Linked DNA regions of Homo sapiens: region 1 is linked to region 2. A link is an interaction called in ENCODE POLR2A ChIA-PET data of the cell type or tissue named here. Cell type or tissue: OCI-LY7. All regions are shown on one strand. Each heading gives the region's core, and the rest is flanking DNA. Links, peaks and the distances in the headings are about the cores only. Region 1 overlaps PLCB1 (phospholipase C beta 1). Region 2 overlaps PLCB1 (phospholipase C beta 1).

The links. Peaks named below come from ENCODE experiments on the same cell type or tissue, not always from the same donor. Only the 100,000 strongest peaks of a DNase experiment are listed, where the experiment ranks them.
Region 1: POLR2A ChIA-PET joins it to region 2 with 6 read pairs; 2 of 35 experiments call an interaction of 5 or more read pairs at or near these places.

The regions. Positions count from the first base shown.
Region 1 is chr20:8,539,199-8,542,118 of GRCh38, forward strand. All of the region lies in intron 3 of PLCB1 (phospholipase C beta 1), which reads left to right. Among named protein-coding and RNA genes, the nearest start is that of RNU105B, 290 kb to the right of the region's middle. In OCI-LY7, for the core only: CTCF peaks have their summits at 1,306 and 1,506; a DNase peak (open chromatin) is centred at 1,223; H3K4me3 peaks cover 1,614 bases; H3K27ac peaks cover 2,500 bases.
Region 2 is chr20:8,627,863-8,630,782 of GRCh38, forward strand. PLCB1 (phospholipase C beta 1) reads left to right here. Exons shown (of 32, transcript NM_015192.4): 4 at 432-569. Among named protein-coding and RNA genes, the nearest start is that of RNU105B, 200 kb to the right of the region's middle. In OCI-LY7, for the core only: no CTCF peak of the experiment used is centred there; no DNase peak of the experiment used is centred there.

The sequences.
Region 1 (2,920 bases), core at 175-2,674, 89 kb before region 2:
ATTAATACAGAACAATTTCTTCAGTTACTTACTCTATATGACAAATGGAACCAGTTATATGAATGCTAAGACCTAGTATCTTGAAGACTCTCAAGTAAAAAAATGCTCTGGGGAAAATAATTTAAAACCATTTGTCTCTGGTTTTGACACACTTCAAACAAACTTGTACAATATATTTTCCCAACCTGAACATATTCATTCATTCAAGGACAGATCAGTCACCCAATGGACATATATTTAGCAATGATTCTATGTGTAATCATGATTCTGGGAACATAGAATTAAAGATGATTAACAAGTTAAAACGTCTCCCTTTGAGGTCGGGAAATATTCACCTGACTTTACTGTTATACTGTTTTATCCCCCAGTGCCTAATATTATGCTTGGAACAGGGTAGATACTTGCCTCTTTTCTTTATTTTCTTTCTTTCTTTCTTTCTTTCTTTCTTTCTTTCTTTCTTTCTTTCTTTCTTTCTTTCTTTCTTTCTTTTTCTTTTTCCTTCCTTCCTTCCTTTCTTTTCCTTTCCCTTCCTTTCTTCTTTCTCTTTTTTCTGTCCTCTTTCCTTCCTTCTTTCCTTCCTTCCTTCCTTCCTTTCTCTCTTCCATTTGTTGTTCTTTGTTTTTTTGTTATTTAAATAAGTAACATTAATAAAACACACTGGTGGAAATAAACAGAAGTGAGAACATAAACAGCTTAGGTGACTGGGATTTAAGCATATGGCTTTCTATGTCTTAGCAACCCTCATGTGGTTGGAGGTTGTCAGTCTTATTCCCCATTTGACCTCCAGCATTAGCCCAGAGGCTGGACAAAAGAAGTAATCAATTAATAATTGATATCAAAATAAATGATTCAGTGTCTTTTCAACATAGGACAACACAGTCAGTGAGGCTAACAAGAATGATATCAATTTTTCAAGATGTTAAATGCTACACATTATACTATACTAAAGAAAAAAGAAAGTTTGCATCACTTTTTTTTCATTTATCTGGAAAATTTATTTATATTGAAGTTCTCATTTAGTTTTGGTGCCTGATGAATGAGCTATTACTTGATATTCTCTTGCTTTCTCAATAACCATCTCATCTAGAAAGCAGGGTGGGACTTCTCTTTTTTTTACTTTTCTGACGTGGTGAAGCGTCTATCAGAACATCTTTCCTCTCATTGGCAGCTCACTACGCAGCTTGCAAAGGTTCACAGGTGGCTGAAACCCAACCCAGTTGTAAATCACAACATGGGTACATCTTGCATATTTTAGAAGACAGAAAAGAAAATACCTTGTCAGCCAGCAATCAGAAGCACATTATATCTCAGAAAGTCTGCCCCTTGTGCCTGTCAGCCTGAATGGGACCTTTCACACAAACCTTCCTGCCAATTCACTTAGAGCAGCCAGACAACTCCCTCCCTCCCATCTTTCAAATTACTCCACATGTCTAAGTTTTCCTTTAAAATGTTTCCAAACCACTGGAGCACACCTCTCATCACAGACCCCCATTGATGAGAGACAGGATTAAGGTTATGTCAGATATAACTGATGATTAGAGTTATTTCCACCTTCTCCACAGTTGTTGACAGACAGCAAATAAAGGCAACATTGTTAGACCTACAATTGATCTATTGAAGTTAGGACTTATTTCTTGACTCCTGAAAATACAACCTTCTACCAGGGCTATTCTAAGCCAGTGATTTAGAGCCCTGATGCCCTGTATTTATTTATTTTTTTTACTAATTTTTCCACTGCTATGCAATGAGGCATATCATTATTATTATTGTAACCGCCTGGCTCTCAGTGGCATGTGCACAAACACCCAGAAAGTAAAGGCATACAGAAGCCTCCGTTAACGTTGAGAAGGGACAGACACCATAATTGTTTTCCACTGTTCCTTCCATTTTAAACAGTGGGGATCTTACCTATGTTAAGCATTTCTAGGTGAAGCATAGACTGCTTAAGAGCTGTATGAGTAGAAATTAGGAATTTAGGCTTCAGATCCAACCCCACCTGGGTTGGTATTTGGGTTTCAACATATAGTAGCTTTGTAACTGCTGGTGTGCCACTAATGCTCTCCAAATATTAAGGAAGGCTTTGAATGCTATTCCAAGATGTTTAGGCTTTCTTCCACAGGCAGAAGAGAGCCTTTGAAAGCCTTGGAGCAGATGAGTAACATAGTAGAAAAAAATACTTCGAGATAACTTGCAAAGAGGAGTTGTCAATCTCCAGGATTTGCTCAGCTCCATTCTCCTTCTGGGCACATGGAAGTTCTCTGTGTCTGGCACTGCATTGGTTCTCCAAATCTCACAAACAGTGCACTGAATGACTGTGATGATTGAATAATTGACCAAGAAACCCAGATAATGAAAGGAAGAAAGAGAAAGAAAGAAAGAAAGAAAGAAAGAAAGAAAGAAAGAAAGAAAGGAAGGAAGATAGTAATGAAATGTGGGCATGGTTGACTAATGTATGAGAGTTCATCAGATGTATAACTTACTTTTCTTTTGAATAATTTGTATTTATTTATTGAGCATTACCTGGATAAAATACATAACTAGTTCCATGCTTCACTTAATGGTTTAATTATCAAGAAGTTTTGAATCAATACTGACCTGCAAGCAATGTCTCAAATCTGGAAGCTACCAAGAATTCTGAGATCCAAGTTTTCTTTCAAACTTCCCTCCCTTTTGCATTTTGAAGTGGTAGTACAATTTGGATCAGATAAAGAGGAACAAGGTGGTTTCAGCTAGCTGCAGAACACAGATATGACTTCATTACCCAGCTGTTAGTAATTTTCCTCCCAGTCGGAGGCAGAATTTTGAATAGACTGAAAACATGTTTGTGCAGGGTTCTAAGATGCTACATGAATTCAGATGTTCATTCATTTAATTCATATAATAGCCTCAGATGATATCTTTCTTTCTCACCACAAGGCTA
Region 2 (2,920 bases), core at 120-2,619:
GGGCTGTGTTTCTTCCCTAGTCCTACGTAGGCATTGTCATATTTTAATTTCAGAATAACCACCTTCTTTGTCTTAGTGCATTCAGGAATTAAGGAGAAGAATAGAGATTTTTCATTGCAATACACAATTTATGGGATGATTGAAGGAAATAGAGAACCATGACACATAAAAATGTGTGATAGGATCACAGAAAGAGCACTTAACTGCAGGCTATAGTCTTGAGCCAGAAATTGTCTCTCCACTACCTCTGGGCAAGTTGCTTCATCTCTCTAGGCCATTTGTGGAATGGGAGCCTTAAACTCCTACAATTTTCTAGTAAGAATAAAAGCAACTTTGTTTTGAAATCATTCTAACTCAACAGAAGTTGAAGTTATGCTATCACGTTGGAATCTCTAGTTATAGACTAATTATTTTCAATATTTATTACCCAGGACCCCAAATTACGTGAACTTTTGGATGTGGGGAACATCGGGCGCCTGGAGCAGCGCATGATCACAGTGGTGTATGGGCCTGACCTCGTGAACATCTCCCATTTGAATCTCGTGGCTTTCCAAGAAGAAGTGGCCAAGGTATGGTGGATGGAAATTGCTAAAGCTTATCATCATGATCTGAATCCTTGAGCTATCATACTAATGCCTGCAAAAGACTGAATTTTTGTCATATTTAGCATGTGTTAAAATTTCACCTAAAAATAATTCAGCTGCCAAGTATAAGTGCAATTAAAATACTTCTAAATAATGGCATCAACTTAAGAATTATGGAGATTTTTTTCATAAAGAATAAGCCATTTGGCCGGGCACGGTGGCTCATGCCTATAATCCCAGCACTTTGGGAGGCCGAGGCGGACAGATCACTTGAGGTCAGGAGTTTGAGATGAGCCTGGCCAACATGGTGAATCCCTGTCTCTACTAAAAATACAAAATTAGCTGGGTGTGGTGGCGGGCACCTCTAATCCCAGCTAATTGGGAGGCTAAGGCAGGAGAATCGCTTGAACCCAGGAGGTGGAGGTTGCAGTGAGCCAAGATTTGCCACTGCACTCCAGCCTGGGTGACAGAGTGAGACTGTATCTCAAAAAAAAAAAATAAATAAATAAAGAGAATAAGGCATTTGATATAGTTTCTTTGCATAACAAAATACAAATAAAACCACATTCTATTTCATCTAAACACTTTCTCCCAAGTCATTCTCTCTTAGCCTCATCCCTATGCCACTTCTAAGTCCGTGTCATTTCCAGCTCTCTCCTAGGGGACAGACATCTTCAGCCCTCTTTAAACTTCTTAATCCCTGGGCAGCAACTAGCCCACCATAATCCATGTAGTAGTTACTCAGTTAATATGTAGACTAATGAAAAACTAACAGTTTAAAATAAAAATTTTAGATAATAATGAAAATAATATTAAGTAAGAACAAATAATATTTATTCAATTACGGATTAGAAAGATGAATTAGATATGGCCCACCCACTGAGGAGCTGCCATTTCACTAGGAGCAAGCCTTTCAGATATTTACAAAAATAGCTAGAAAACAGGTATAATGTAGCAAACAAGAAGCTGTGAACATCTAGGACCCCTGGATTCAAGTGCAATGCTTTCTCTAGAAACGTCCAATTGTCATTGAAAGAATACTGAAATGAACATATTTAAAGAAGAGCTTTCTTTTTCCATTTTTATAGTTTATAAAATACTAGTGATAGTCCTTCTCCTTCATATAACTTCCTTCAAGAGTTGAGAATATGAATCTAAGAAAACTTTGAGTTCTGCATATAATATATGTGCCTTACAGAGCTTCTCATGTCATGCATCACAACTACAGGGTCACTTCATGTCAGTGTGCATTGTCTAAGTATTGTGATCTACAATTTTTTAACCCTCAGTGCTCTGGTGATTTTCTGAGCTACACCAGATGTGTTGGCCTGGTTCCTTCCTTCCTTTCTTTCTTTTCTTTCTTTTCTTTCTTTTCTTTCTTTCTTTCTTTCTTTCTTTCTTTCTTTCTTTCTTTCTTTCTTTCTTTCTTTCTCTCTCTCTTTCTTTTCTTTCTTTCTTTCTCTTTCCTTTCTTTCCTCTCTTCTTTCCTTTCTTTCTCTCTTTCTTTTCTTTCTTTCTTCTTTCTTTCTTTCTTTCTTTCTTTCTTTCTTTCTTTCTTTCTTTCTCTTTCTTCTTTCCTTTCTTTCCTCTCTTCTTTCCTTTCTTTCCTTTCTTTCTTTTTCTCTCTCTCTCTTTCTTGTTTTTTTTTTTGATGGAGTCTCACTCTGTCGCCAGGTTGGAGTGCAGGTAGTGGCTCCTGCACTCCACTTGGCTCACTTCAACCTCTGCCTCCTGGGTTCAAGCCATTCTCCTGCCTCAGCCTGCCGAATAGCTGGGACTACAGGCGCATGCCACCATGCCCAGCTAATTTTTGTGTTTTTAGTAGAGACGGGGTTTCACCATATTGACCAGGATGGTCTTGATTGTCCTGGTTTCTGTGTCATTAGTGATTATTGGCAGGGATTTATTTCTAACACTTATGTAATATTGACTTTAATTCTTATAATGGGATGCATAAAATGCCAACCAGTTTTAATATTCTAATGTCTTTAGAAACTACTCTTTCCAAGTATGTTGTAAACAGAATCTACTTTCTCTCTTTATAAGCCAAGTTACCCATTTATTTCTATAGTATCATTTATACTTGGAGAGATTTCAGTTCAATGAACATTGTCTGTGTGACATATACTTTATTTTGCTGTATATGAATGGATAGTTGGATGGATAAATTAATACAGAAAAAACAGATTCTAAGTGTTTGCAAAATATTTTTAAAATATGTTTCCCCAAATGAACTATATTCCTTTTATAAAAAGTGACCAATTTATGGGATGCACTAAATCTCAATTAAAAACATGCAATAAATGGCAGTGGCTTTCAGGGAAGCTTTTGCTAAG